2 separate regions of the Mus musculus genome follow, and region 2 is linked to region 1. Evidence: chromatin loops called from intact Hi-C (ENCODE). Cell type or tissue: gastrocnemius. All regions are shown on one strand. Each heading gives the region's core, and the rest is flanking DNA. Links, peaks and the distances in the headings are about the cores only.

What was found. A loop is a pair of places that touch in the nucleus more often than their neighbours do. Peaks named below come from ENCODE experiments on the same cell type or tissue, not always from the same donor. Only the 100,000 strongest peaks of a DNase experiment are listed, where the experiment ranks them.
Region 2: it touches region 1 in a loop (4-fold over the local background); 15 of 42 quality-filtered maps call a loop at or near these places.

Annotation. Positions count from the first base shown.
Region 1 is chr7:111,961,892-111,977,995 of GRCm38, forward strand. No RefSeq gene overlaps it. Among named protein-coding and RNA genes, the nearest start is that of Gm33204, 40 kb to the right of the region's middle. In gastrocnemius, for the core only: a CTCF peak has its summit at 7,813 (motif pointing left); a DNase peak (open chromatin) is centred at 7,828.
Region 2 is chr7:111,236,781-111,252,884 of GRCm38, forward strand. No RefSeq gene overlaps it. Among named protein-coding and RNA genes, the nearest start is that of Gm33098, 34 kb to the left of the region's middle. In gastrocnemius, for the core only: no CTCF peak of the experiment used is centred there; DNase peaks (open chromatin) are centred at 8,433 and 8,882.

The DNA.
Region 1 (16,104 bases), core at 5,263-10,262:
GATCAGTGCTGGGTCTTCAGGAAGAGCACCAAGCATTCTTAACTGCTGGAACATCTCTCACACACCTACCTCCAAGAGTAGAAATCTTAATATGGTGTACTTAAATGGGCTTCAGGGGGCTCTGAAGACTTTCCCAAAACTGTATCTAGTGTTGCACATGAGATTATGAACTGTGAAACTTCCCATCTCAGAGGGTCTTTACTTTTTTATCAAGTCCTGCAAGGGCTCTGTGACCTTAAAAAATGGTTAAGAACATTTTTTTTAGAAATGTGTTGTCTTTATGAATGTTTCTAACTTCTGGTTTCTGTTTTTATTCCTTCTCTAAGTACCAATTTCCCATATAAAAAAAGGACAAGGTCAACAACATTAAACAGACACTTTGAATGTTATTGCATTTTATTTGTAGTAAAAATCCAACGTATAAATTCAGCTCCATCTGAGTTATGCTGAAACACTGAGAAATATTTTTCCCTGCCCATCCCTGACCTCGCTGTCTGGAAGCACAGCCCATTTCCATCCCTGCTCTCTAATAGCCCATGCTTCTATGAGGCTGTGAATCAATTTTAATTTGGACTTTAGCTTCTGTAGTGAGTGCCTTTGAAGAAGCACCTTTCTGAGAATGCCAACTTGCACCTTTCAATTACGAGCAGATAATTAGGATGGAGGCTTGCTAGCCACCCTTTCCATCTTCATGAGGAGGGGTGGGGAGCTATATATATAGCATTTCCAAGCAACTGACATGGAAAGTGATCCTATTACCCAAAACCAGAAGGAGCATATAATGCTCATTTTGCATGCCAGAACTGCCCAGAGGTATAACTTGGATGCTACACTACTATCCCAGGGTTCTGATATCAGAGCTGTGACATGTCAAGGTAGTTAAAAATGGGACCACCCTCAAAAAGATGGAGTTTTTAGAAGAGCAAAATAACATCTGCCCTTTTAAAGGCATGCAGTTCAGTGAGGGTATGAACACAGCTGGGGAAATGTGTGTGCTTAGCAGGCTGAGGCTGCGGGTACTCACTGCAAGAGAAACTGTTTAAGGAAAGAGATTAAGGAGAGGGATTCAGGGAGAATACCAGCACTGTGCAGCTCAGAGTTTCAGAAGATGCATGACGAGGGACAAAGGTCAGATTCAGCTCACGATGCACCTCATGCTCTCAAACGAACTCCCTTTCCCTCTGGTGTTGAGGAATTATCTACTGTGTGCCAGGCACCAGACCATGCAATTTTGCCTGTTATCTCTCAGTCCTATCAGCTGTGAGGTAGGGATTGATCCTCTCATTTCATGAATGAGAACTAAAGCTCAGAAGAGGGGAAATAACTTTCTCAGGACTCACAATCGGCAAGTAGTCAAGCCAGAGCTCAAGTCCAGTTCTGAGTCCAAAGCCTGCATTCTCTCCATGCTGCACAGTGGCACTGAGAAGCTCCGAGATGGAGCTGAGTAAAGAATCCAGGCACAAAGGACTCTTTGTATGAGTCTACTTATATGAACATCCAGAATAGGTAAATCCATAGAGACAGAAAGTAGAGGAGTGGTTGCTAGGGACCAGGGAAGGGAGAAATCAAGAGTGGATGCTTAGATGGTGCCGTTTCCTTTCAGGATGATGAAAATGTCATGGAACAAGATAGAGATGGTGGTTTCACAACTAGTAAATGTGCTAAATGTCACTGGATTAGACATTTATCTTAGTCATTTGATTTATGTTATGTGAATTTTACCTTGGCTTTTTTTAAAATAAAAGCTATTAGATAAGAGGTTTCAAGGAGATGAAGCCAGGAAATGTAAATATCTATGGCATGCTTGGGGAACAAGGAGGAGCTAGACAAGCGGGATCTCATGATGAGTCAATGCTCTCCTCTTGATGCAAGAGAAAAATTTGCATGAAGGTGTTAGTGGTAGCCTTTAGTTCAGAAAAAAAAACTGCCTTTCCTAAGCTAAGCAGGAACTGAATGCCTCTGGCCCAGAATGCCTCTGGTTGCATTTTGGTGTTAAAGGGGTGAGCACAGGTTGGGATGATAAAGTGCTTGCCAATGAAGCATGAGGACCTAAGTTTGACTACCAGAACCCACATAATAAAGTAGCATGTGGTAGTAGGCTCTTGGTTTTTGCTGTTGCTGCTACTGTTGTTTTGTTTGTTTGTTTGTTTTTGTTTTTATTTTTATTTCTTTTGAGACAGAGTTTCTCTGTTTACTTGGCTCTGTAGAGGAAGTGAGCCTCAAACTCAGAGATCTGCCTACCTCTGCCTCTTAAGTGCTGAGATTAAAGAAGTGTGCCGCCACCACCTGGCTAAAAACTTAGTTGTCTGTTTTTGGCAATTTCCAATTTTTCTTTGCCATTAAATTTTATTTATTTTTTCTCATTTTTTTGGTTTTTCAAGATAGGGTCTATCTGTATAATTCTGGCTATCCTGGAATTTACTCTGTAGACCAGGCTAGCCTTGAATTCAGAGATCCCCCTGGTAGCAGGAATTTGTAATTCTAGGGTTTAATTGACGTGTGTGTGTGTGTGTGTGTGTGTGTGTGTGTGTGTGTGTGTGAATGCCACCCTTACTCTGGGGCTCCTAAATTCAAAAGACACTATATTCTGCTTGAATATTTGAAAGTGTTCTTATAGGGCCATGCAATGTGGTCGTTATTTTTTTTCCTGCTTGGAGACAATTCTGCATCTCTGTGGAACTTAACTAGTAAGAGCACCCTAAAAGCTACCTTGCATCTCATCCCAGCTAGGCTTTGTCTGGACATCAAGGGACAGTAATTTCCTTGAAAGGTCTCAGGAGTCATGTAAGATATTTGGTTTTGCTTCACAGCCATAATGCTATAGCATACCCCACTGTACCCCACCCCCAAAAATGGTTATTCTCCTAGGATCAGTGAGTCTGGCCACAGACCTAGAGATCCATCTTCCTTCAGGTCAGGTCAAAAATGTTTGCCTTTACTTGGAAGTACTCTCAGAAGTGTGCGTATTAATGCCAGTTGAAGAATTCATACTGTAGATAGGCCCTTTCAAGGCCTGGTCACTTTTCTGGAAGAGAAGGAGGAAGAAGAGGAAGGGAAAGAGGGTGACAGTTGGGAGTGGATGCTACTGTTCTCCCCTTCCTAGCCTCTGGTACATGGATCTCCTGTGGATCTGTTGTAGGCCTTGATTTTTTCAAAACCTACTTTAATAAGGGTTCACAAATGCTTTGACACTCCCTCCTTCTAGGCCACCATCCAAAAGTAGGGGAGAAAAATGGTAAATAGGACAAGGTGACGTGGACATGCTTAGAAGTAGTTCTTTGGGGCCAATCTCCATTTGTCAGGATACCAGTAGTCCAGTTCAAAAGTGCCACCAAATATGAATCATCAATGGCAGCACAATCCAGCAGAAACCACAAGGCTTCTGCTGAATGATCAGGAGTCAGCGCCAAGGCAGTGGGAGCAACCAGGACCAGCAAGAATTCCAAGAGTTCTCTGTCGTGCCTCTCTCAATGAAGTAAGATCAGCAAAGATGAGAGACCAATGAAGAGCTGCACAGCTAGCTATTCAAGAGCCCCATCACTGTCCACTGAGTGTTACTGACATTCTTTCTAACCATCGAGTGTCCTCCCAGGGGTCTTGCCTTAGCATAACACCAGGTGAGTCTGTATCACCTAACATACCCAGAAACTTCCACTTCATAGAAATCCTGAGAATCTGATAAAAAGTCATGGGCCAACTTCTCTTCGTCCAGACCTAAACATCCTATGACAGTTGCACACTCACTTTTATGTCCCAATGTCACCTAACACACTAACCCTTCCCTTAATATATTATTTGGCATGAGTCTGCATTACATGACACAACCAGAAACTTCCACTTCAACCTCCTTCAGCTTCCTTAGGAGCACAGGCTGTTTATGGAAGGTATCTGCTGAGTAGGTTTTGGACACAAGACTCAAAGGCCGGAGCTACTCACTTGTATCCATTCTTTAGGTTGAGATAGGGCTCAAAGAATGTGTTCAACTGAATCTAGAATGATGTCAACTATGCTGCAAAGCCATATTCTGGGTATGAGCAAATATAAGCTCTATAAGGTTTCCAATGCAGTAGTCCCTGTAGGATTTCACCCATGCCTAATAATGCGTTGTCAAGTCCTGTGTATGGTACAATAGCTGCCCGAGCATTACGTTATAACATACCCCAGCCTGGATAGAAGCCAATGAGATAGACTTAGCCATCCCAAATGTAACATCTTGTCAAGAATGCTATGCCATATGGAGCACAATTTCCCCACAAAGTGGAAAATTCCCCCACCATCAGTTAGAGGTCCAATTCAGTACTAAGTATGATACTTGTCGACAGACACGTGTGAACATGCTGGCCTACATAGTGCATGACAAATGACCTTCAACTCCCCTAAAGTGGCACAACTAGAAGGATCCTTTTTCTCCACAGCACAGGTAGGGACTTCTAGGACTGCCCCTGAGGAAGCTCAGATCTCCTGTCAGCCTCTGCATGGGCTCCTGCAGACTTTATGAAACATCTCGACATGACTTTATCCAAACAACTGCTCCAAACTGCTCCAAACCTGGAGATGGCCAAAGAAACAGAAAACACAAAGAATAATGTAATACAGTTGAAGTTCAGTTCTTTTTAAGTATACTCCATGCATTAGTCAAACATGATGCTACATGCCAACAGGTCTGTTTTACATAGACAAGATAAGACTGATGTTCAAAGTTTCCTTCCTTTGCTAGAAAGTGGTCGGTCAGCTCCCCACACTCCTACAGCTGCACTTGCTTCAGTATCTCCGATTAATGAGCACTACTCCTTAAAAAGAGGCACTATCACTTTCATAGGCAGCCCTCTGTTGCTGGATTTCCATCATTCCCACTTTTTCACTGCCACGAGCAACATTGCAATTAACATCTTTCCCATTTTTATAATATTGCAAAATTACTCTCTAAACAGATTGTAACAATTTACATTTCCTCATGACAAACAGTAGAAATCTTCCCCTTGCTGCTGAAAAAGCCATCAATTGGCTCCACTTGAAAAGATCCAGGGGGAAGGTTGCCAAGGCAGGCTGCACTGCCTCAGCTCTCTGTTCAGGAGAGCGCCCTCGCTTCCAATGGGGCTCACTGGCAAAGAGGAGCATGCATGAAGCCATGGGTTTGATTCCCAGACCTGCATAAAGTGGATGCTGTAGAGTATGCCTGAAATCCCAGCAGTTGTGAGGTGTAGGCAAGGAGGGTCAGATCTTCAAGGCTATCCCCAGTACATAGCAAGTTTGAGGCCAACCTGGGCAAAAGAAGGGAGAGACGGGAGGAGGGTGGAAATAAGAAAGTGAAGGTGGGGAGGACAAAAGGATGGTGGAAGGGATGGAGGGAAATTAGAAGGAAAGGGAAGAAAGGGGGAAAGGAAGAGGGACTAAAAAAGATGAAAGGAAGGTGGAAGGAGGAAGAGAGGAGAGAAGAGTGGGGGGAGGGAGGGAGAAAAAGAAGGACCCATTCTCCCTGGACTTAGCTGTAGTTCTCACAAATGCAATGTGTAAACTGAGGTCCAGTTTCCACATGCTATCAGCCCAGGTGCTACTGGCCACTCCCCTATACAGGTGCACAGGAGACCAGCTTGGCTCACCAGCACTTTCAGAGCTGTCTCCTGAGAGCCTGTGAGTGACAGAGCTCTCTAAGTGAGCACAGGGTGGGGGGGGGGGTAGGGGGGCAGCCATCCCTAAATCCCACAGACTGAACTTTCTGACCACCTGAAAACTCTCTATTCTGGTGCCTGGCTTTGCCTTTGTTCCTTCCCTACTTGGAATGAAGCCCAGCTGGCCAGCCCCTTTGGTCCCTACAGCTCAATGGCAGTGCTGCTGTAGACCATAGCAATTGTGGTGGCGAGTAACTTGAGCATTCCCCTGGTGAGTGCCTTGAGCATCCTGATGGTGAGGACCTTGCATCCCACTGGTGAGGGTGGACCTTGAGCATCCCGCTGGTGAGAACCTTGAGCATCCCGCTGGTGAGAACCTTGAGCATCCCGCTGGTGAGAGCCTTCAGCATCCCGCTGGTGAGGGCCTTCAGCATCCCGCTGGTGAGAGCCTTCAGCATCCCGCTGGTGAGGGTGGACCTTGAGCATCCCGCTGCTCTCACACCTCCTTCTGTTCTAGAATCTCAGAATCACCTCCTCCTTTAAAGCTGGTCTGGACTTTGACTACTCTAACTTATTATAGCTGCCTGGGCAACTCTTGCTCTGCAGAGGAAGGAGCAGGCCCTACAGCACTAACTGAAAGCTTATGGATGGTCCCCCAGAAAGGGGGAGGAGTCAACCCGAATCCCCTCTCTACCTAACGCTGCTTCTCCAGGAAGAAATGCTGACCATTTCTGGCTAAACAATTTACTTGGCAAACTGTTCGTGAGATTTATTAAGAAAATGAAAGTTTCTCATCCAAACCAGGTAAATGTGTGGCCAGGTGGCAGGTCCTTAGTTGCTGAGTGCTGGGGTGATAGTTAATCCCTCACATTGATCACAGAAGCATTAAACTTCTTAGGCCACTCATTGCTAGGCAACCATTGTGAACTGTAGGCTCTAAGGAGAGAGCATCTGTTCTTGTCACAGAAACTGTCCTATTAACAAGGAAATGCATGTCCCACGTCCACGTGTGCTCTCCAGATGGCCAATAAGGTGTTCCTCTGTAATAGCATCCATCGTCTCTCAATCACTAGCTCCAGGGCACAAGCGCCTTGTAACCTAGGGGACAAATGTCTCCTTGTCATGCTGCTTTCTGTGTCCCACCATATAGATAGCCCAGGCTTGAAGGGCATCATCAAACCAACTGTTTGCAGAACAGAGACAACAGGGCGAGACTTAGAGCAACAGGTACAGCTCCATGAAAGAACTCAGTAAGTAACTCTAGGTCCAGACTTGGCTCTGCCTCTCAGAAACTGTGCATGACAGCTCATCTTCGTTGCTGAGTGGACTAGATTCAAAAGGACTTTGCATCCATAGGCTGTGTGTGTCTGGGAAGGTGTTTCCAGGAAGGTTTAACTGAGGAGGGAAGGCTGACCTTGAATGTGGACAATGCTATTCCACAAGCTCAGAGCTCAGAGTAAATTAGTGGGGTGTGCTCTGAGTGTCAGTGTCCTGCCTAGACTGTGGACACTGGCTGAAATGTGACTCCCCCACCCCTACACACACACACACACACACACAGAGTCTGTCTTTCTACCAAGATAGCCTGTGTCCCTTCTTAATCATGGAGCCGAGATAAACCTTTCTTTCCTTAGGTCACTTTTGCCAGATACTTGGTCACAGCAATGAGAAAACTGTGTGGTACAACTGCAAATGCACATTTTTTTTTAGCCTTCTAAAACACAATTTCTTCATCTCTAAAATGGCTTAGTGGGAGTTCAAATGGCTTAGTGAGATTGCTGTTCAAGCATGAGACCCTAAAACTGAGCTCCAGCAGCCAGGCGTGGCAGTGCGTGCCTGCAATATCAACATAAGGGATAGGGGGCTAGGGGCTTGGTGACTGTCAGCTTAGCTCCAGGTTCAGTGAGAACCCCTGTCTCAAGTGAATGGGCTGGAGTGTGATGGAGTATTAATTAATTAATTTAATGAAAAAAAGGATTTTCTGCAATTACAAGTATAAGAGTTTAAGTGTGGTTGAGAGTACACAGTTTAATAGCTTGTACATAATAGGAGATTCCTTCTTACTTTTAAACAAAAATGTGTGTATTTTTTTTCTTCTATCCAAAGCTAGAATGTTGCAATCTGCTTTTTTTCCTTGTTCTTGCAAAAATGAGGAAACCTGTGGATATTATTGGTCCAGAGTGGCCCATCTCTGTTCTTGTGCTGCCACCTGCTGGATGGATATTTTAAGAACCCTGCACTAAAATGCCTGGAGCACTTCCTTGTCAGTCCTTACCTGACATTCCTCTCTACCTGTACCTTTCAGAAATTAACCCAAGGCGCCCCCAGTCCTACATTTAGCACTGGGGACATGAAAATGCATCCCGAAGATGGGTTGAAACTACATAATGTTGGCTCCTGCGTGTTAGATAAAATTCTAGTTGTTCACCAGTGCTAAATATCTCAATCCAAATAAAAATATGTTGAAAAACACTCTGCAGGCATGTTAACACATGACCCTCAGTCCTTTGTGACAGCAATTGGCCAGAGCCAAGTGTTCAGTGCCCTTTAATGTGAGCAAACTCCTCTGTTTTACACACACTCACAAGCACTGTCTAGAAATCTGTTCAAGAAATGTGCCACCGACTTTACTCACAGCCCCCTCCTCCAAATACTGTAGAAAACCCACATCAGTATCAAGTCTGTGTACAGTTATGGCAGCCAAATATAGCAAGCTACATGAACTAAGGAGTAGTTATACACATGGGGGGGTCTTCCATGCCTTTAAAACATTTATATTTATTTTACAGTATATGGATTATTTCTGTAGCTAATGTTCATTATGAATTGGATGTGTTAGTTGTATCTTGAGGACAAGGTAAATGATTAACTGAAAATGTGGGGGATGGATGCAAAGAGAACAAAAAATATCTTTGAGGTCAAAAATTATGGTCAAAATAGTTTGCTTTGTGCTTGGTACAAGCTAAGTACTAAATAATTATTCATTATTGCTATTATTACAGGAAGAGCTGTTATCCCAAAAAAATGACCTTTAAAATCCTGTCTTTTAAACAACATTGAAAATAGCAAAATTGAAATCTAAAACTTTTTATGTTAAAGAACATAAATCACAAACGCTTGGTCTAATGACTTGACCCGGGAGAATCCAGGCCTGAAAATAAGAGTCAGCATGAAAAGCCACCATAGCAAAGGAGAAGCTAAAAATGCAAAAATTCCTACTGGTTGAATCTGTCAAAAATATTCACAGAAAAATTATCTCACAAAAAATATATACTTTAGTAAGATAAAATTTTAAATTGGAAAAATAAAATTATTGAAGTACATTTGTTCAAGACATTATACTTGTTTTACTACTCAGCCCTCTACTCCAGTACCTCAGGGGTCCGCACCAGCCCTCTGGCCTGTGCCCTAGCAGATGCTTCTCCTGCTTAGTATCCTAGCTCGTGCTCTCATGCACATTGAGGCAGGCTTCTCATTGTTTAGCTTGTAAACTTTTCACTAGGGGTGGAGGAGGTGGCTTAGTCCACAAAGTGCTTGTCTTGCATGCCTGAAGACCTGAATTCAACCCCCAGGAGCCTACATAAAAAGCCAGGCATGGTAGCATGCTTGAGACAGGCACGGGCAGATCCCCGGAAACTCATTGGCCCGCTGGCCTCTTAGCTAAAGCTGCACGCCAAGGAGGGGAGGTGCTGGACTGAAAGGCTGAAAGCACCTGAAGAATGACACCTGAGGTTGTCCTCTGACCCCTGTCCATATGTGCGCACACTCACAAACACGCACAAACATGCATGCGAAATCTAAATGAACTGTGTACAGTTCCTGGCATCTTATATTTCTCACTGAACATCTTATAGAATCTCTGAACACGAAGGGTTGATTTGTATACCACAAAACCCATGAGAGGGATTGCTGGGTTGACACAATCTTTGCAGACCATCATGCAATTTTATAAGATCTGGGGACACAGTCTCCTAGATTATCTTGGAGTTTTCTATTTCATTTTGTATCTATGTCTAATTTGTTTTTGAATGCATCCTTTTCCTACTGAACTAAGCTACCAATTTTCTAATCTCCAATCTGACACTTAGTTATAGCAATTCTGTTATCTTGTAACATTAGTCTTTTTATAATATTTTTCTAGACTATCATTTTGGTGCTTATTAAGTTCATTTTACCAAATCCCAAAGCTAGTGAAACTCTTGTAAGAATTATATGAAATTCATATGCTAATTTTCAAAGCAACCGTCGATTTTTAGTATTGTACTCCTACCTGTATGAACTACTTTTCTCATTACTGCAACCAAATACCTAACAGAAACAACCCAAGGAAATGGGGTGGACTTTGAGTCATGTTGAGCCATGACGGTACAGTCCCTCAATGGCAGGGAAGTCATGGCAGAGTTCCTGGTAGGTAACATATCTAGCTAGGACTTGTTCCATGGTGTGAACCAGAAGACACAAAGCAGGGTTGGAATGAGGGCTAGCTATAGCCTAGAAGGCCCACTGTCCTAAGACCTGAGACCACTTCCTCCAGCTAGAACCCACTTGCTGAAGGTCTCACAAGCTTGGTTGGGGGCTAAATGTTCAAACACATGAGTAAAGAAACATCTCACATTCGAGCCATAAAACTACCCCAGAAACATGACATTGCAAACTTGTCATATCTTGTTTTTTATGTTCCTTTAAAAGGCATATAGGGCTGGAGAGGTGGCTTGGTGTTTAAGAGCTCAGTGTTCTTGCAGAGGAGCCAGGTTCGATTCCCAGAGCCCATATGGCAGCTCACAACCATCCCTAACTCCAGTTCACCTCCGTTCCAGGCACTTACATGGTATACAGTCATACATGAAAACAGAAACTCATACACATAAAATAAATTTTTATAAAAGAGTGACTTTGTTTTTTAAGATCTGTAACCTTTAGTGCATTGTTCGTTATTATTTACTTTGTTGAAGCCCTTACCTCTGCTGTCTAGTTTCTTCTGATTTTGTTTGTTGTCACTAAAAGAATCCTCACTGAAATGCCATGCGCAGCCACTTGCTTTTCTGATAGGTTTTTAAACTGCCATTTATCCTCCATCTAGACACCCAACAAAATTCTCTTAGGACTCTAAACATTTCAAACACCCTCCCTCCCTCCATCTTCTTTCCCTAATTTCCTCCCTTCCTCCCGCCTTGAATGAATGATCCTCCTGACATCCGCCCCCCATTGTGGGAATTGTAGCTGTACACCACCATACCCAGCTAAAAGGTGGTGAGCATATGAGTTGTCTGTATATAAGATGAGGGAGGGGAGAAGGAGGGAGGGAGGGATGGGGAGAAGGAGAGAGAGAGAGAGAAAGAGAGAGAGAGATTGGCTTGGTTTACACTGAGATGGGGCTCACTGTATCACCGTTTGACATAACATGTGCTGTTCACTTTGTTTTCTTGTTTCATTAGGAATAGTTGCTAGGTTGAATCAAATGTCTTTTTGATTGATAGGGTTTCTCTTTCAGTGTGTTGATAATGGGTTTATTGATAGAGTCCCTACTATTAACCTACATGAGCATCCATAGGGAGTCTACCCTTGCTTGCCTACTCCCACCCCGCCTTCCTGGAATCATCTTGTTCGCCTCGTGTTTAGAGAGTTTGCATCTATGTGCACATCTACTGTCTGCGACTAGACTATTTTATGGGCATTGGAATTGCTATTCTTAAACCCGAGTCTGCCTGGCCCTGTCGTCTCTTTAATCACAGCTTTGTAATCACATTTTAACACCCCAAAGTGCAACGGGCCCGTTCACAGTTTCCACTGCAGCTTATCCTTTGGCGAGGGTTATAGTTTGCTAGGAAGCCAACTGTTTTCCAGTGTTTTTCCATAGAGGTGTAGGTAGTGTTCCTTAAAATTGCTTTAAGCTCTATCATTTCTAGTGTCGTGGAGTTTATTCTCCTTCATCCTTTAAACACAGAATTTGAACTTTAGTCTTTCCATTCCCAGTCCAACCCTCACACTCCCACACCATGACCCCAGAGTGATTAAAGCTGAATTTTTAAATTACATAGCTTGTAAATTTGGCTTGCTTTCAAAGATGGGTCAACTGAGGAAAATTAATTTTCATGTAATTAAAACTATTCTAACTTTTATTTTAAAATAGCTGTCTTGGCATAAGTAGGATCGACAATAATATATTCATGCTGAGCAAACCTTGGGGGAATTTGGACTGTCCTCATTTAACAGACAGATTCGGCACTCCCCTCAGCCGAAGACTGGTTTTTGACCAACACCAATAACTTCTTAGAGGAAAAAAGGAAAATCCTCTTTATCTGAGACTCTGGGCGTTATTTAACTCTTGAAAATGATACTCAAACTAGCATGAGATTTCACCGAGTTTAATAAAATACTACCTAATTAGGAAGAAGCGCTCCTACTATCTCTAGAGATGTATTAATATCATTAAAAAGAACATATGCTTGAAAGTTGCGCATGCATTTATAATTTTGCTCCCTTCTGAATGTGAAAGACTGTTTAATTAAGATTATTGCTATCTTTAAAGCGTTTTCTCACAGGAAATGTTCTTCATTCTAAGCTACACATCTTCTCTGGGAAAGAAATACTTTAAAAGAAACCTTGAGACTGTTCAAGAATGTAGGTTCCAATTGTGTCCCAGGGAAGACTTCCTTCACGTCTTATTATACTCCTATGCTATGATATAACCTCAGCAACATGCACATATTCCCTTTTACTTTGTGACAATTCTGTGACAATAGTTTTTCACAAGTGAATTGGGTAAATAAACTAATTTCTCATATAATTCAGACAAAATAAAAAAACAAAAAACAAAAACAAGAGATTCTGGAGAGATGGCCTATCTGGTAAAGTGCTTTTGATATAGGCATGAAGCCCCCTAGGACCCACGTAAAAGCATGGTAGGTAACATGTGCCTGCGGCCCCAGCTTTGAGGTAAGATAGGTGAGGGAAAGGGCAGAGACAGGAAGATCACTGGAACTCACTGGCATGGAAGCCTGGCCCAACCAGTGAGTGCCAGATTCAAGGAGAAACTCTGTCTCAAAACCAGGTGGAAAGCAAGTGAGGAAGATACTCAGCGTTGACCTGTGTCCTTCAGCATGCGACCTCATTCAGAAATAGAACAGTTTCGGTTATAATTACTAAAGATGAAGTCATAGTGGAAAGGGTGGCCCAGGCTCTAACAGGACTGGTGACCTTACAGAAAGAAGAATGTGAACAGGCATGCACATTGCGGGAAATGCCAAATGACTGGAGTCAGATACTAAGATAATACAGCTAGAAGCCAAAGATTGTCCAGGATTAGCAGCAGAGCCTCTTAAGCAAGGAGAATGGTATGGAGTAAATACTGCCCCCTCAGACTTGAGGGGCACCTTAAACCTGGATTTCTAGCTTCCAGAACTTCAGGAAAATCAACTTTCCTTAAAGTCATCTAGCTTGTGGTATTGTTATCAGCCTAGCCAGCTGACAGATTCCCATTCCAAAGTCAAAGATGTCTGTCTCCTCTAACCTTGGCCACATCAGCTTCTTAGGGCAGAAGATAACAGAAGTTACCTGGACTCCAACGGCTGCGCCACCACAACCCAGAAACCTCTTCCGAGGCTTTCTCCTGTCACCCCTCCTCACTCCTCTTCCTCCACTTCCTGACAGGCCAATGCCAACTTTAATGCCCAATACTTTTCCATTACTAGTGGTAACATTTTGAACAACTAGTTTTTATGAATCATTTATAGACCAAGCATCTTTCAAATAGCATCTAATTCAACATTCACAACTCCCTTGGAACAAAGTGTTTTCCCCCATCTTACAGATGAGAAAACAGGTTTTTTCAAAGTTAAGTAACTTGTTCAAGGCCACACATAAAAAGGAAATGGCAGAACCAGAAATTAAACTGGTCTATCGGGTCCCAATCACTAAGTCACTGTTGCCTCTTACTAATTCTCTGCAACCAACTCACTTACTTGCCTTCCCCCTCTGAAGTCTTACCAAAGTGCACTACTTTTTCTCAACCCAGTCTAAGGAGCCTGTGGACTCTCCCTCACAGCCATTTCCTCCCGCAGGCCAACTCTGAACTTCTACCCAAACATTATGTTCTTCAAACGTCTGTCCAGAATGGAGCTTCTCCTTCCAAATATGATTTGCCCCTGTTCTTCCCAAGTGTGTCCTCAGTCTACCTAGCACCCAGGCTTGGGAACTTCATGCACTTCATTAAGTTCTGCCTTTTGATCCTTTTAATAATCAGCTTATTAATTTTACTCCAAGACATTTCTCTAGGGTTCCTTCTCACTGATCATCCTGATTCAACAGTACTAATGGATGCTGAGCATCCTGCCCTTCCCTCACCCATCCTATAACTAACCCTCTCTAGGACACCCATCCACTCAGGTTGCTGATCTCAAGTCCAGGACTTGGAAACAGCTCTCTTGAAGACTTGAGTTTGGTCTCCAGAACCTATGTGGAAAAGCAAGGCTTGTGGGCTGTGCTTGTACTCCTAATGCTTCGGGGAAGAGACAGGCAGGTCCCTGGGGCTTGTTGGACAACTAGCTTAGCTTATTTAGTGAGCTCCAGACTAAATAAGAGATTTAAATCTAAATGAGAGATTCTTGCTTTCTCAAACTCCATAGTTTCTCTCTCTCTCTCTCTCTCTCTCTCTCTCTCTCTCTCTCTCTCTCTCTCTCTCTCTCTTTCTCTCTCTCTCTCTCTCACACACACACACACACACACATGAAAGCACCCACACAAACATGTACATGCACACACAAACCCACACATGCACACACATGCACAAGCATGCACACACACAAACACACACAAATGCATAACACATTCACCACAGACACAAAGAATCCAGTTTAAACTCCTTACACAGGTAAAGATCTACCCTAGTCCACCTTCCTGATGTCTATGAAACAAAACTTCCAGAAGTTCTGCATACACTTTGGCATTCCTCCTAACAGCCCCCAAGCTATCCCTCCTGCACCTCTAATCCTATCAAGCTTCGTTCAGATGTTCTCTCCAAAACTTTGCCTCAGGTGCTGAGTCAGTCATGAGTGTGTCTCCCTCCTCCGAACTTCCTGCACATGATGTCATGTGTGTGAGTCAATGTGGCTTTCTGCAGTGATTCAGCTGTTTGTCTGTACATCTTATAATCCACACTAGATGTGAGTTTCTGCTGGACCATGATTCACCTTGGTATTTGACAAACTTAACACAGACCCTAGTATGGGGCAGCTACTTCTTAGCTTGATTTTTCTGTTTTGGTTTGGTTTGGTTTGGTTTGGTTTGGTTTGGTTTGGTTTGGTTTGGTTTGGTTTGGTTTGTTTTTCTTGGTTTGGTTTGGTTTGGGGTTTTTTTGAGACAGGGTTTCTCCTGCTGTGGTGGAACTCGCTCTCCCAAATGCTACGATTAAAGGCATGTGCCTCCTGCCTGATTCTTAGCTTAATTGTTAAGGACTCTTTTGATATATGACTGCCAAACTACTTAACAGAGGTCAGAGCAACTAAGCCTTTAAAGTACATTCAAATAACCACCCACAGCAGGCGACCTGGCTCACCCAGGTCCCTGGATGGTCTAGCCAGAGGCTGTCCTGATACAGTCCTGTGGGGCGCACTCTAGGATAAGCCACCCCACTGGTACCAAACTCGTTTTCTAGTATTTCCCACCACACCCTGAAAGGTAAGAACATGCCATTACCCATCGTCACAGGCCAGGCTACAAGATGCTAGGTGGAGACTGAACCTCTCTACCATGATGAAAAACGATAACTGGTGCCAAATTACTCGCTTGTCAGACTCCATTCGTCTCTGTTTCTCAAGCTACTTCTGTACCCAGAGGCCTCCATCAAAAGGCTCCAGCTTGTCCCTGGAACCTGGGTTCAGGGAAAGTTCAAGATTGTGCAAAGACAGAGGGAACCTCCAAAGTCTAAACTCATGAGAACGATAGGCAATCCCCACTAGTCCTTCATCCAGAGCAGAGCCAGGGTGGGGTCTGGAAACAAGTTGCTATCTTATCTCTGTATACTTGAAAGTCCTGGGATAGGAATAGTTCCATTCTCAAGGCTTCTGGATAGCACAGAGAATAATCTAAAACAGAAGATCAAACGGTCAAAAACTGGAAGTTGGAATTTTTTAATCAGATCTGGTTACTTCCCATTAAAGCAAGCTAGTCTAAAAATGAGCAGAAATCCATTATTCCCATCGCCTGTACTACCCAACAATATTGTTGTACGCATCAAAATTGCTGATAAAGTAGACAGAGTTTATATATATATAGATTAGATATAGATATATGTCGCTCACATGACAATTGTACGTAGGAGTCTAAGGCATAGGAGAGGAGGCTGAAGATGTGGTCAGCAGGCTTTATATACAAAATATTAAACCTTTACCCTGCCCAGTGATAAATTACGATTATTAGGAAACAAAGTTTCAGAAGTAATATCCCAAGATCACATAGCTTCTAAATGCCAGTCTTTCTAAGGCAACAGGGAAAGTAA
Region 2 (16,104 bases), core at 6,067-11,066, 720 kb before region 1:
TAAGAGAAGGCATTTAGTTGGGGGCTTTGTTTACAGTTTTAGAGGGTCAGTCCATCCTCATAGGAGAGAATATGGTGCTGGAGCTGCTAGCTTACATTCTGACATGCAGGCAGGAGGCAGAGAGGGAGACACTGGGCCTGGCATGGGTTTTTGAAACCTCAAAGCCCACCAGCTGGGATATACCTTTTCCAACAAGGCCATGCCTCTTAATCCTTCCTACATAGTCCACCAGCTGGGAACCAAACATTCAAATATATGAACCTAAATGGGCCGTGTAAGCCTCTGCACATGTCTGTGAGGGACCTTCTACAGTTGGTTAACTGAGATAGGAAAACCTACTCTGAACATGGAGGAAACCATTCTATGGGACAGGGGCCTTAACTGTGCAAAAGGGAGGAGAATAGTCCCAGCATGCATCTGTCTCTGCCTACTGATGGAGGCAGGATGCTTCCTGCACTGCTGTCATACCTTCCCCACTGCAGTGGTCTGTATCCCCATGTATGGTAAGCAGAAAGGAACCTTCCCTTTAAGTTGCCTCTTGTCAGATATTTTGTCTCAGCCACAGAAAGCAGGGACTGGAGAGATGGCTTGATGGTTAAGAATAGATACTCACCTTGCAGAGGACCCACCCAAATTTGAGTCCCAGCCTCCATGGCAGGTAGCCCACAACTGCCTGTAACTCCAGTGCTGCATGGGCACCAGCATGCATGTGCATAGACCCAGACATAGATATATAGACATATAGACATATACATAATTAAAAATGGCAAAAATAATCCTGAAAAAGAAAAGTCACTAAGGGAGCAAGCTGCAAAGACTGTGAAGCTGATGCTACTTGTCTCAGCCAGGATCCTGTCAGTAAACTGTAAGTTTGCTAATATTATGAATCATAATGTAAATATTTGATATGCAGGATATCTGATATGGGACCCCTAAAGGGGTCTTGACCCATAGCTTGAGAACTACTGCTCTAAAAGGATGCTAGCTTGTGCTATGTTGACATGAACCTAGCAAGCACACCTAAGGAAGAGTACTGGTGGGGCCTAGCTGCTGTAGACTGAAATGAAAGCAGAGGAAACAGTTACTGAGATCTGGAGCTAGAGAGGACTGTAACGGGGGAGAGACAGCCTGGGACTGCGACCATTAGTGGAGTTGCGTAGTCAGCCTGCTGCGATCCCACACAGAGGAAACGAGGGAAATAAATAACATGCTCCCAGTTTCCTCCCTCTCCCCATTTCCTGTTGATTGTCTTCATTGGCCAAATACTCGAGGAAGCAGAAGGCGAGGGAGCCTGTTGATTAGTTCGTATGACTCGGCCCCTAGAGCCACAGTTGCAATGAGTGTAGAGAGTGCTCATGGGAAGGGTGAATAGAAGATAGTTAATCATGCCCATGCCCTTTGAGCAGCTGTTCCCATTAGAGAACATGCCAGAAAAATGTGTGCACAAGGATATGCACAAGACTGAGATATTTATTATTGCACTGTGAATAAGAGTTGAGAAAAATAGAAACAACCCAAATGCCCTTCATTTAGTTGTTTCCTAACTGTATGGTGTGAACTGTTGTTTATTTTTTAATTTTAATTCTTTATTCACTTTATATCCTAGTCACAGCCCCTTTCCTCCTCTTTTCCTAGTCCCACCCTTACAAATACCCCCCTCCCTCCTCCCCTTCTCTGAGGGGACCACCCCACTCTGGCACATCTAGTTCCAGCAGAACTAGGCACATCCTCTCCCACTGAGGCCCAACCAGGCAGTGCAAGTAGGGAAAGGGGATCCAATGGCAGGCAACAGAGACTGAGACAGCCCCTGCTCCAATTGTTAAGGGACCTACATGAAGACAAAGCTACACATTTGCTACAAATGTGCAGGGGGGGGTATGGGAAATTGTGGTTTATTTATAAAATTCTACGAAACAATTAAAATGAATTAATTAGATGCCCATGTAGCTATATCTACAGCTCTCAACTCTGAGTAAAAAAAAAATCACAAAAAATATAAATGATGAGATAACACATAAATTTTGTATAAGCCTGTTACCTACACTTGTAACAATGTAACAAAAGTGTGACTATAAAGAAGATATTACAATTGAGAGTGATCATCAAGGAGAGGAAGGGTTAGTGCTATCTTAGCTTTATTTGCATCTTTTCTTTTCTTTTCTTTTCTTTTCTTTTCTTTTCTTTTCTTTTCTTTTCTTTTCTTTTCTCTCTCTCTCTCTCTCTCTCTCTCTTTCTTTCTTTCTTTCTTTCTTTCTTTCTTCATTTCTCTCTCTCTCTCTCTGGTTGACAAATATGATATAATTCTAGCATCCATTCAGTCTCAATCCTGGGCACATAGGAAAAGTACTGACACTAGTTTTACTTTACATCTGAAATATCCCATAATTAAAAAAAAAAAAAACTAAAACAAAGCCAGCACTGTGGCTGCTTGTTTGATGAGGAGGTATGGAGGCTTGAATGAGAAATGTCCCCCAGAGGTTTGCATTTGAACACGTGGTCCCCACTTGGTGGTGCTGTTTGTGGAGTTTCCGGTGGTACAGCCTTGCTGGAGGAAGTGTGTCACTGGGGGAGGGACTTGCTTGCCATTAAAGGGGTAAGCTCTCAGCTTCTTGCGGCTACTGGATGCCCGTGAACCTTGATGGACTCTTACCCTTTGGAACTGTGAGCCAAAATAAACATTTCCCTCTATACATTGTCTTGGCCATGGTGTTTTATTCCAGCAACAGAAAAGAAACCAACACAGGAGAGACCAGGGAAGGCACTGTAGGTGAAAGCACAGATTTTTGGGTTCTGAAAGGTATGTAGGAGCTCTCCAGGCTGCTTTAGGGAAGGGCATTTCTGGCCTTAGAATAGAGTTATGCTAAAGCTTGGAGACATATCTGGGGAATTGTATTTTGTTTGATAAGAGGAGAAAGAACAGAGAGGTGGCTCCAGAATGCTTTCCCAGAATATCCAAGTTCCCTGATGCAGGGGACCTTTGGCAGCATCCCATGGTACAGCGCAGAAAAACCAAAGCTTTAGAGACATGTGTGGTATTGGATTTGAATATCAATCCTATCCCTTGGGTTTTCTGTGGTTTTCTAGGTCTCTCCCAGCTGTAATCTTCCTGTCATTGAAATGGGTGTAAAAGAATCTTCCTCATGGAAATAGGGATGAAAGGAAGGGTCCACAAGAGTGTCCGGCCGGTATTTAGTACATATGGTCACTTGAGAATGGTATTGCTTTTCTTTGGTTTTTCGAGACCAGGTCTCTCAAACTCACAAAGATCAGCCTTCTTCTGCCTCCTGAGTGCTGGAATTAAAAGTGTGCACCATCACCTGGCTACTGCTCTTCTAATAAAGCTGCCTCGAGGACTCTGTGTGTGCAGACATACATAAATACAGGTTGTTATATAATGAAGGACCTTCCTGGGGCTGGAGAGATGGCTCAGCAGTCAAACGCATAGGCTGTTCCTCCAGAGGACCTAAGTTAGGTTTACAACATCACATTGGGTGGCTCACATGTCTGTAACTTTAGCCCCAAGGGATCTTTTGCCCTCTCAGTCACCTGGACATATGGCATACACTTTTCCACCACTACACATACACCTAAGTAAAATTAAAAATCTACTAAAATAAGCTCCCTCCCAACTATGGTCCAGTACTTCCCCCTAAGCAGTAAAATGACTGTAATGGGCAGTAAATGAGCATAAACACAAACTGAGACCAAACAGCTCTACCGCGAACAGCCAGGCGCTTTAGGAAAAGCACACCCCATCCATTTTATTAGCTGCAGAATTGGAAGCATTAAGACTTCTCTCCAAGGCTTGGTAGGAGGGTCAAATGAGGATAATAAATCTAAAGTGCTTGGCAGCATTCCTTGGTCTCCAACCTATTTTTGTTATGTAGCGTTGCTGTTTGGCATGAGGCCCCGTACGAATGTTCGAGGTTATTATTTTATCAGGTGAAACTTGTGGGTCTGGAGGTTAATGGCTATTTCAGATTTAGGCGCATCTCCCCTTTTCTGCTGACTCTCCGTTGTTGAGAATGGATTTCCAAAGAATGCCTTTATTCCCTGTATTGTCTAGGGAGCAATAGTCTTTTCCTGCTTGTATAACAACTGGGCAAAGCCTGAAGCACCCTCCAGGGTCAACGTAATGCTTTAGTGTTGTCTGTTATAGCAATACTTTCTGTTACACATATTTAGTGTGTGTGTGCGCACACACACACACACACACTCACACACACACACACACACTCACACACACACACACACTCACACACACACACACACTCACACACACACACATTCACACACACACACACTCACACACACACACACTCACACACACACACTCACACACACACTCACACACACACACTCACACACACACACACACTCACACTCACACACACACACTCACACACTCACACACACACACACTCACACACACACACACACACACACTCACACACACACACACACACACACACACACACACACACTCACACACACACACATTACTGTGTGTATGAAGAGGTCAGAGGACACATCTTCCGGAGGAGTTGACATTATTTGGTTCTCTCTTTCCATCTGAGGATCTAACTCAGCTCATCTGACGACAACTATGTTTACATGCTGGGCCATTTTCTTGAGTCTCCCTATGCAGCTCACCTTGTCCTGGAGCTCACTATGTAGACTAAACTAGCTTTGAACTTACAGAGAGCCTCCTGCCTCTGTCTTCTAAGTCCTGGGACTAAAGGTATCTGCCCAGGACTGGATGCTGAGCCATCTTGCTGGCTCTTGATCATAACTTGATGTCCTGGGGGAAAGTATTTTTTTTTTGAAATGGTGAGAAATGTGATTGAACATGACATATGGACGGTGTGTTGTGAAAATTATGTTAGCTGTTAATATGTAAACTAGCTAAAACAGCTCGAGATGTGAGAAATTCTGAAGAAACCATAAATTAAGAAACTTAGGGGCGCCATCTTGTGGAGAGTCCTCCCGTAAAGCAACATATTGGAGAATGTTCTTCTCCAGAACTTTCTTCTTTTTAAAAAGCCAGGGAGAATCCATCATGTGTCCATCCATCTAACCACCCATCCAAATATGCATCCATCCATGTATCCAGTCCATTCATCTAACCACCCACCACCCACCTACTCACCTGTCATTCGCTCGCCCACCCATCCATCCGTCACTTCCCCATTCTCTCATCTACCTATCAGTTCATCCATTCACACAGTAATTCATCTACGCATTCATCCCTTCTCAGAGCATTTATTGTATACTTTCTATGCTTTGGTAGGGACTCTGTGAAAGGAGCCCGCAGAGGGCAATTGTGGGTGTCGAGGAATCTTACTGGAAGGAATCGTACTGTTTTTTGCTGAGATGGAGCAGACAGGTAGAGACAGCTTCCTGATATAAACGGCACCTAACTTGAGATCTGGAGGAAAGAAAGAATGTGATATTTCAGCAGGGACATCTTCTGTGTTCATTACCTCTTACTCCATTAGGTGAGAGAAGAGGACTCCAGACTCCTGACTGGGCTACTTTCCTGTGTACCACACACATGGTTGTTCCTCTACATCCCACCTTGAGGACTGAGGGTGTCTCACAGGCAGTGGTCAGAGCGGTGAAAGGACACTGAAAATTAAATAATAATAAAAAACTAGAGAGAGCTGTGAAGTGAAGCCTGTGATGTGGGTAGACTCCCTTACATGAGACTCATGCTACCTATTAATATGAGAGAGTATTAATAGTTGGCATTATGGTGAGTTTTTCATTTAGTGGAATTTGTGATTGTCAAATCGGCAGAGCTGTGTTAGTGTGGGCCGATGGCCAAGGTCTGGAAATGGCCTCTTTATGTGTGGATAGATACGTAATAGTATTCTTCCTTGGCGATTTTCCTCCATTACCTGTTCCAGACTGTTGCTTGACAAATGTGTTACAGTAAAAGTGTCCAGCAGCAAACCAGTTAAATGGGCCAGCATTTGACCCACATCCACAGGATGGATGGCCTTTTACCAGTCGCTTTATCCTCTGGCCCCTCGGCCGTCATCCGGAATTAACGCTGAGCAGAGCTGATGGTTGACCTAGCAAAGCTTACAGCGGCTTCAGCAGGCTACAGCAGAGGTGTGAGTGCTGTTTAGCTCAGCGCTGTTGTCACCGTGACGCAGCCTCTCTTGCCTTCCCCTGCAGGCCTGTTACCCCTGGCATCAGCCTTGTATTGTGTTTGCAGTATGACTGAGCAGTAGCTCATATCTTCATAGCACTGAGAATAAATGATAGATCAGAGGACCATGAGCTTAACAAAGCCGGGGAGAATGCATCTTCTTGTGGACTTGGGAAATACTCATGCATTTAATACGGGAACCTTGTGCTTTTTTGAAAATCTCCTTGGTATTTTTGACCATATCATATATGTATAGAGTGAATTTTAGTGATTCTCGCCCCTACTCCTTCCTCTTACCCACTCCCCTATCTTAAAGGAGCCCTTCTTCCCAAGTGTCCCTCCTACCTTCATGCCTTTTTGTTTGTGACCCATTGAGTTTAATTAGGGTTGCTTGCTAACCTAGAGCATAGCTGGCGGGTTAATGACTAGGGCAAAGCTCTGCTGCTGGGCATAGACTCTTGGGGAGGTGGGACTTGTTCAGGGGTCCCCTAGCCTGCAATGAGGCTGGGGCCATGGGGTTCTCAGACTCTTGGACACTCAGGAGCATCGAGGAGTAGTGGAAGAGTAAAGAATGGAGCCAGGGCTTGCGGGCTGGGGACAGCACCTAGTCTGGGGCTGGGGGAAAGGGCAGCTCTGGCTTGTCCCAGCAGTGATTTTCCTTAGCTTGGCAGAGTCAGGCTTGGTGGCAGTTGTGGCTGGGAGTGCAGAGAGGCCTTCTATGGGTGAACCAAGCTGCTGATCTGTAGTCAAAAGCCTTCTTCATGGCTCCCCACAGTGAATCTTTATGAAAGAGACTGTCCATGGTTCTAAACAGTTTATTGGTTGTTCATGGCAGAAACTGGATGCATAATGTACCATACCCACTTTTTAGGGTAGACCTGAGATTAAATACCTTTTGCAGGGAGGAATGCCTGGAAAGGAAGCTTATTGGCTAAGCCCTCTGGGCCTCTATGTACCTCATTAGCATGGTGAACCCTGTTTTGGGCCATTGTGACCATAGGTCACATTTCTTTTATGTGAGGAGCATGGCACATGTTCCAAGTCAGGAGTCTGGCAGGGAGCTGGGAGTCGCCTAAGCCCCAGGTGTGTGCCCAGGTCTCAACCTGCTCTACCTTACCAAACTTCCTGGCATGGTTTTACATCTCACAGGGATCAAGAAACCTGGAGAGGAGCCATTCTCATGGCTGGATCTAACTCATTAGATCTGGTGATGATGTAGCTCTGCTTTGCCTTGTCCAGACAAACTCTCATCTTCAGGGACTTACCATGGGAGCTTCCAGAATTCTGTTCTATTTCTGGATAGGATAGCTAACATGGTCAGATGAATCGTTTCCCTTTTAAGCTGTTGGCTCTTTAAGCACTTATCAGGGAAAATGGATGATGGACAAAAGAGGTCATGGAATAAAAAAGAAGCTGAGGATGGAACTCACTGTTGGTAGAGTGCTTGCTGAGCTGGCTTCAGCTGGAGAGATGGCTCAGTGGTTAAGAGTACTGACTGCTCTTCCAAAGGTCCTGAGTTCAAATACCAGCAACCACCTGGTGGCTCACAACTATCCATAATGAGATCTGATGCCCTCTTCTGGGGTATCTGAAGACAACTACAGTGTACTTACATGTGAAAATAAATAAATCTTTAAATAAAAAAAGGAATCCCCGACTTCAAACCTCAGTGTGCCATAAGTCAGGTCTGAGGCTGCATACCTGCAATCCCAGCAGTTGTTAGACAGAGGCGGGAAGATAAGAGGTTCAACGTCATCCATGGCTCTGTAGCAACTTTGAATCTAGCCTTGTCTCCATAATGATAAAAAAGAAAGCAGTTAGTTCACATTAGAAAGTATGCTAGCCACACCCACTGACCAATAGGTGACAAACTCCACTGTTACAGGAACTGATGGTGTCACGTTCACAAAGCTGTAATGCTTCAAGCCTAAATGATGGAACGGATAGAGCACAGTAGAGGGGAAACACTGACAAATTTGTTTGTTATTACAATTAAGTTAGATACATGCAGATATTAAAGCAACTATAATCTCCTTAAAACTAAAACAAATATACACATGGAAGTACAAACACCACCACAGACATTACACTGAGATAAACTTTATAAATGTATAAAATTTTTTAAAATCCATAGAGTCAATAAAATTCAGGTTAATCTTTGTTTAACACAACAGTGACGTTTGCTAAAGCCAAGTCTTTGAGTGCTGTGGAGACCGAGGCTGAAGCAAAGACACGTGATTTGGCTGTGATTTGCTGAACATGGAGAGTGCCACACAGTGACTCAGCGCATTGGTCATTTTCCTCTACTTTGAGCTGCTGCAGGGCACTGTGAGGCCATTTGTCCTTCCCTTGGTGGTGAACACACTGTGGGGAAAGTTCATCTCATTTATTCTGCATTACTACTTAGCTGTGGCAGTTACAACAGAGTTCTATTGGGCCCCAGTGTTGTTGTAAGCAAGCCCGAAGAGCCATCAGCTCAGAGGACTAGAGCTAACGGCAGGTGGACACTGATTATACCTCCTCCAACAATTCACATCCCACACGTGGAATAGAAATTCTGTGTCCAAGTCAGTCATGCAGTTGGTCCAGAAGATAATTGTATTGATTCGATTTAGAATTTCATTAAAATAAAAACACAAATGAAAAAAGAACTCTGTCAGAAGCTCGCAAGGTGGTGCCAGGGAGATGGCTCATCGGGCGAAAGCTCTTGGCACAGAAGCAAGAGGAACTGAGTTTGAATATTTGGAATCTGTATAAAAAGCCAGGCATGACTGTACAAGTGTCTGTAATCCCGGCGCTTCGGTGGGGAAATGAAATCAGGAGACAGGAGAATCCCTAGGCTAGCAGGCTGAAGCACACAACATAAAAAAACAACAAAGAGATCTTGCCTCACTAATAAGGTAGTCACCGGAGTCTGACACCCAAGGTTGTCCTCTGACTGCCTGTATTCACACAGACATGCCTGTATGCATGTCTGTATTCACACATACAAAGTGCAGGTATATGCACATGCCCACATTCACATATTGTATACAAACACATGTACCACATACAAAGATAAGTTAAAAAAAACCATGTTTATGAATTAAGAGAGGAGGTCTACATGCCCCAGTCTGAGAGATGTGGGCGTGAAGGGCTGTTGACGTAGCTGCCTGCTTGCTATGGGGTAGGGGGTGGAGGTGACAGGCAAACTGTTGGAGAATGGCTGGCCAGTTCCTCCTCCTTCTCAAAGTTGACTTATTCTCAGACTTACTGGGGAAACTTAGGCAACTCAAATACTCATTTGACTTCTGATATTCAGCTATTGTCTTGCCATAGCTTTAAGTTGTCACATCTTTCTTATGGCAACGGTTGGCTGCCATGCTGAGGGCTAGCCACAGGCTGAGGTCTCATGTAGGGGAATCAGGTAACATTTTGTCCAGATAGATTGGAAACCCTAGTCTGAAACTTGTGCTATTTGTTTTTTTTTTTTGATTACATGTGTGTTTATAGCCAGAGGAACTTCAGATATTTCTGGCTCAGGAGAAGTGCATAGATTTTTCAGTAACAAAGGATCTTTTTGGAGTAAGGAAGGAACTGTGACCAGGAAACTGTCCAAAGAAGCCTCAGGAACCTGTATTCCTGCTTGCCATTGACAGGCCGATGAAAAGAACTTTATTTCTCTGTGATTGGCAGTGGTACTGCCTGAATCCAAGGACACATTCTTGTTGTCAATAATATCTTATTGTGGCCTCCGAATCCCTTGGGGTCCAGTGTGACATAGCCACAGCTCTCTGTGGAGGCATTTTTCTGAGGTGGCATCCCTGAACTCAACCTCAAAGTCTTGGTGACGGGCTAGCTCACTTGCATATCACACTTTGCCATCTTTGGCCAGTTTGTCAACAGCTCTTCCAACTCAAGGTGGAGTTTCTCTCAATTCCTAGGTGCAGTCCTCCATAGCCCTGCCAGCTTCAAGAGTCCAAGTACCAAACCCCAGTGGGTACTTCATCTGAGCCCTGCCCCAGGGCTGCTCTCAACCTTGTGCATGTCATAATTGACCCATCTACCTCCACTCCCTAAAGATTTTATTTTTAAATTATGTGTACATGCGACTGACTCTGTGTGAGTATGTGCACATGAGTGCAGGTGCTCTCAGAAGCCAGAAGGGGGCATCACATCCCTTGGAGCTTGAGTTTCAGGTGATTGCGAGCCATTTGAGATAGGCTTTGGGAAATGAACTTGAGTCCTTTGGAAGAGAAATGTGTGCTCTTAACTTCTGACCCATCTTTCCAGCCCCTCTACTCGTACTCTTGAGCCTATTCATTACATTTTCATAATTTCAAGTATATTTTAGGATCAAGAGTGATGTAAATGAACAAATGTGAGCATATATATAGTAATAGCAGGGTGTGTACAGAATTAGAAATCAGCTGTGCAATTAAACAGCCCAGGGGCTTAACTCTGTCTTGTCATTTAGTAGCTCCATGACCTCAGACAAATTATTACATTTCTCAAAGATATTGTTATCTGCAAAATACAGACCATAATAATATCTACTTCATAATCTCTTGATGGGATCATTCTGTCTGACACATGCTTGATGTTCAACAAATGGTAATTTAGTTGGCATGCTATGAATATACCTGTTATAAGGCATAGCAAAACCACCAAGTCAAATGGCTTATAATATTCCTAGGAGCTAAAAAAGCCAGCTATGGTGGCACATGTGCTTGGAATCCCAGAAAAGGGATGGAAACCAACAGACCCCTGGGTTGACAAGCATAATCTACTGGGCAAGTTCCAGGCTACTGAGAGACCCTATCTAAAAAGAAGGAAAAGTGGGGGCTTGAGAGAGGGCTCACTGGTTAGACCATGCTTAATGCTTTTGCAGATGACCTACATTTAGTTCCTAGCACCAACACCAGGCAGTTCACACCTACCTGTAACTCTGGCTCCTGTACTTTATTTTGGCCTCCATGAGCATCCACACACATATGGCATTTGCTACAGACACAGGCACATTCATGTTAAAAGAAAAGTGGCCAGTGCTTGAGGAATGATATTTGGAGTCGACTTCTGCCTTGTACGTGCACACATGTGTGGGGACACTCCCTCACCCCAGCACAGTTGTCCCCATGTCCAGTGAAGACTTACTTTGGTTCTGGTTTGAGAGTTCTTGGTTGTTGGTCCTTTCACATTGAGCCTATAACTCAGACAGAACACCAGAACAGCATGGCTGGGGCTGTAACTAGCAGAGCTGCTCATAACTTGATGGGCAGGAAGCAAAGAGATGGGGAAGGACCAAGTCCTAAGATCAGTTAAGAGTGGACTCTAGAGGCTCTGCCAGTGCCTCACAAATACAGAAGTGGATGCTCACAGCCATCCATTGGATGGAGCACAGGGTCCCCAATGAAGGAGCTAGAGAAAGTACCCAAGGAGCTGAAGGGATTTGCAGTCCCATAGGAGGAACAACAATATGAACTAACCAGTACAACCAGAGCTCCCTGGGATTAAACCACCAACCAAAGAGTACACATGGTAGGACTCATGGCTCTAGCTGCATATGTAGCAGAGGATGGCCTAGTTGGTCATCAATGGGAGGAGAGGACCTTGGTCCTGTGAAGGTTCTATGCCCCAATATAGGAGAATGCCAGGGCCAGGAAGGGGGAGTGGGTGGGTTGGTGAGCGGGGGTGGGGGGGGTGGGGGTGGAGGTGGGGATGGATAGAGGATTTTTGGAGGGGAAACCAGGAAAGGGAACAACATTTGAAATGTAAATAAAGTAAATATCTAAAAAAAAAAAAAGAGTGGACTCTAGAGAGGTCATCTCCTCTTATAGGTTCCATCACCTCCCACTAGTACTACAGATTGATGACCAAGCCATGCCATTAGCACATGGCTTTTTTTGGAGGGCGCACATTTAAGATTCAAGTCACAGCATGTGATTACTCTAGAACTTGCATTCCAAAACCAGGCAGTGCCTCAACAAACTGAGACAGGAGGGTGGCAGGTTCAGTTTTTTTTTTTTATCTTTCATAGCAATGGTGACAGACAGCAAGGTGAGGTCAGAGAGACACCAGGCCACCTTTCCTTCCCTACATCTGCAGTGTGCTCTCCAAGCAGAATCCACACATCATTCTATCCTTTGCCTTCTCCTTTCTGAGTCAGTACATAAATAGATGACTTCTGGAGCTTCAGGGAAGCCCAGATCCACACATTAGGCAGGAAGTTATGTGCTTTCTTTCCCGGATAACTGTCCATAATGCATTCAAGCCCAGAAAGAAAGGATGTCAGAATTTGTTCAAAATCCATCAATCGGACCATTTTCTCAATGACAAACAGATGGCTCCTTTGAGTTATTCAGAGGGAGAACATTCTTTTCCTTTTGTTCATCTCAGTTTTTATGGTTTAAAAGAATTAGTGTTTAATCCCAATTCTAAAATTGTTAATTAGTTTGTATTTGCCTCACTAAATCTGTTAAATAGATTTTTATCGCTTCAGCTCTGTCTCCCTGGCAGCATCTGGTGTCAAGTTTGCAGAAATAATGTGGGTCTGAAAGAAAAAAAAAATCCAAACCCAAACCCAGAGGTTAAACCATCAGGATGACAGATGTGACAGCATTAAAGAGAAATACATCACCCTAAAGCCTTTATTCCCATATATTTTGGGATCAACCTAAACAAGAACCACCATTCTCTGTTCCATTTCACTCCCCAGGAGCGCTGTGGCCCAGGTCCTGTTTGATTTATGTATGCTGTTAGACACTGATGAGGGCTGCCAGGGAGCCCTCAGCCCTTCCCAGATACAGGCTTGGCAAAAGCAGGAGGATATTTCTGTTACCCTCTTACCCCAACCCTTATCCTCCACGTTCAATTCAATGATCTGTAAGAACTAAGCCATGCAGGCAAAGCTCGCCAACAGGCAGGGGGCAGCAGAGAGCAGCGCAGCTAATGGAAGGCAGTGTCCAAGTAACAGCTTTGTGCCCAAACCACTGTGTTGCAACATAATCAAAGATAGCTCATAATCTGGGCTCAGAGGTTAACAGCCTGTCTTAGATACTCCCCCCGCCCAGAGGATTTGAGTTTGGTTTCTGTGATAGTTTGTATATGCTCAGCCCAGGGAGTGGCACTATTAGGAGGTATGGCCTTGTTGAAGTAGGTATGTCACTGTAGGAGAGGATTTTAAGACTATCATCCTAGCTGCCTGGAAGCAAGTTGTCCACTAGCAGCCTTCAGATGAAGATGTAGAACTCTCAGCTCCTCCTGCACCATGCCTGCCTGGATGCTGCCATGCTCCCACCTTGATGATAATGGACTAAATCTTTGAACCTGTAAGCCAGCCCCAATTAAATGTTGTCCTTATAAGAGTTGCCTTGGTCATGGTGTCTGTTCACAGCAGTAAAACCCTGACTAAGGCAGTGCCCAGCATCCATATCAGGCTCCAGGATAAGGATTCAGTGCCTCCCTCACCCCCACAATTAAAAACAATAGTTGGTGATTTAATTCTAAGAATGAGAGTAACAAACAAAAGCTGCCCGGTAGCCAGTTTCTCTGTGGTAGACACAGAACTGTTCACAAATCCCCAGAACCTGTTACCTCGCATGGCAGAGGGCTTTAAAGGTGTAATTTAGTTAAACATGGGAGATGCAGAGGCCCTAAATACAACCAGGAATTTCTTTAGAAGAGAGAGCAGAGGGAGATGAGAAGATGGAAGAGAAGGCAACAAGATGTTGGAAGCAGTTTGACACAAAGTGAAGATGAAAGAAGAAGCCACAAGTCAAGACATACGTACATGGATGCTAGAAGCTGAAAACAATTGTTCTCCCTAGAGTCAGAGAGTACTGCTAGCCTTTGACTTTAGCCTAATTAAACAAAACTTTCATTATTGACTACCAGAACTGACGGAGAATACAGTTTTATATCACACTGCTTTGTCATAGCAGCCATCAGGAACTAATGCCACGTCTTTCTCTTGCATGGGACAATAGTCCTCTATCCCAGCACTAGAAAGTATTTTTCAGGGGTAAACTCAGGTGGCAGAGATGAGCATGATGAATTCATATCGTTCAGGGTAGGAATGGACTTCAAGCTCTAAGCAGACGTAGGTCTGACTTTCCTGCCCTGGAAGGTTGGAGAAGAACATTTCTGAACATCTTAGACCAAAAATAATAGAAGAGTCAGGAGTTCTCTGCATAAATATCTGCATAATCAACATATTTACATAAGTATTAAGAGGAGGTGAGAGTAAGGTGGAGCCCGCAAGTCAGAGGAGGTGGAGAAGGGAGTCAGTGAGAAGAAGGTGAATGGGGAAGAGGGCAAAGGAGCTGCCTCTCAGGCAGAGCCCAGCTCTGGCGAGTCAGGAGCCACTGTCCCCATGTTGTTCAAATCAACACTGACGTTCTTTATCGGACACATGCGGCTTCTAGGTAGAATTTCATTTTAGCAAGTTTCAAGAAGTTTCTCTAGGATAGCTTAATTTTCTGTGTGTGTCTTTAAAAAAATATTTTTATTTATTGCATCCTGACCATGTCTTTCCTCTCTTCTTTCCTCCTAGTCCCTACCCCACCTTCCTTTCCCCCAGATTCACCCTTCCTCTGCTTCCCTTCAGAAAAGAACAGGCCTCCCAGGGATATCAACCAAACATGCATATCAAGTTGTAAAAAGGTTGTTAACTCCTCTCATATTAAGCTAGAGCAGGCAGCCCAGAAGGAGAAAAAGGGTCCTAAAAGCATTCAAAACGTCAAAGACAGCCCCTGCTCCTACTGTTAAATGTCCCACAAGAACACCAGGCTACACAATCATAACATATATGCAGAGCGCCTAGTCAGACTCATGTAGGCTCCCTGGCTGTCAGTTCAGTCTCTGTGAGCCCCATAAACCCAGGTTAATTGATCCTGTGGGTTTTCTTGTGGTATTTTTGACCCCACTGGCTCCCAAAATCCTTCTTCCTCTCTTTGGCATGATTCTTTTTAACTCTGCCTAATATTTGGCTATAGGTCTCTGCATCTGCTCCCATCAGTTGCTTGATGAAGCCTCTGTGATGACAATTATGTCAGGCTCCATCCAGCACAATTCTTTACATACCTTGAGAAAAAAAATCATGGTCCTCATTGTAAAACCACTGAATTTGATAGAAGAGAAAGAGGGGAATAGCCTTGAACACATTGGCATAGGAGACAACTTCCTGAACAGACCACTTACAGTGGAGGTACTATAATCAGCAGTAAATAAATGAGACCTCATAACACCCAAAAGTTTCTGTAAGGCAAAGAACACTATCAATAGGACAAAGCAGCAGCTCACAGAATGGAAAAAGATCTTCATCAACTCCACATCTGACAGAGGGCTAATATCCAAAATATGTAAAGAACTCAAGAAATTAGAAATAAATAATTCAATTAAAAATGGGATAGATATCTAAACAGAGAATTTGCAACAGAAGAATTTCAAATGGTCAAGAAGCACTTAAAGAAGTGTTCAACATCCCTGCTATCATGGGGATGCCAATCAAAATGGCTGGATCCTCTTCTCTCCACCCCATCCTCAACTCCCAGCCTTGGGGTGGCCATCGTGTGTGAACACACCCAGCCCAGCTCTTTTCCGTAACTTCTGAAGATCAAAACACAGGTGCTTTGCCAACTGAGCCAACTCCCCAGTCTTAGGGAGAATTAGTTTTGCTATAATTTTGAAAGAACACCAAAAAATTTGGAATAGTAATGCCCCAAACCCCTCCTTTATAACAGAACACTCTCATTTTGTATTATTGTAAGCTCTCTTTTCTTTAAGTATAAACAATTTACATTTGCATCCTCGCTCCTGGTTTCTAAGTATGCCAGTACATATTTTATAGGAGCAGGACATTTGTCATCAACCACAGTACAGGCATCAAAGCTGAGCAAACTGAATGCAGCCATCAGTACATAGTCCAAGTCCAAATTTTGCCAACTATCTTTCTGGTTTATTTATCTCCT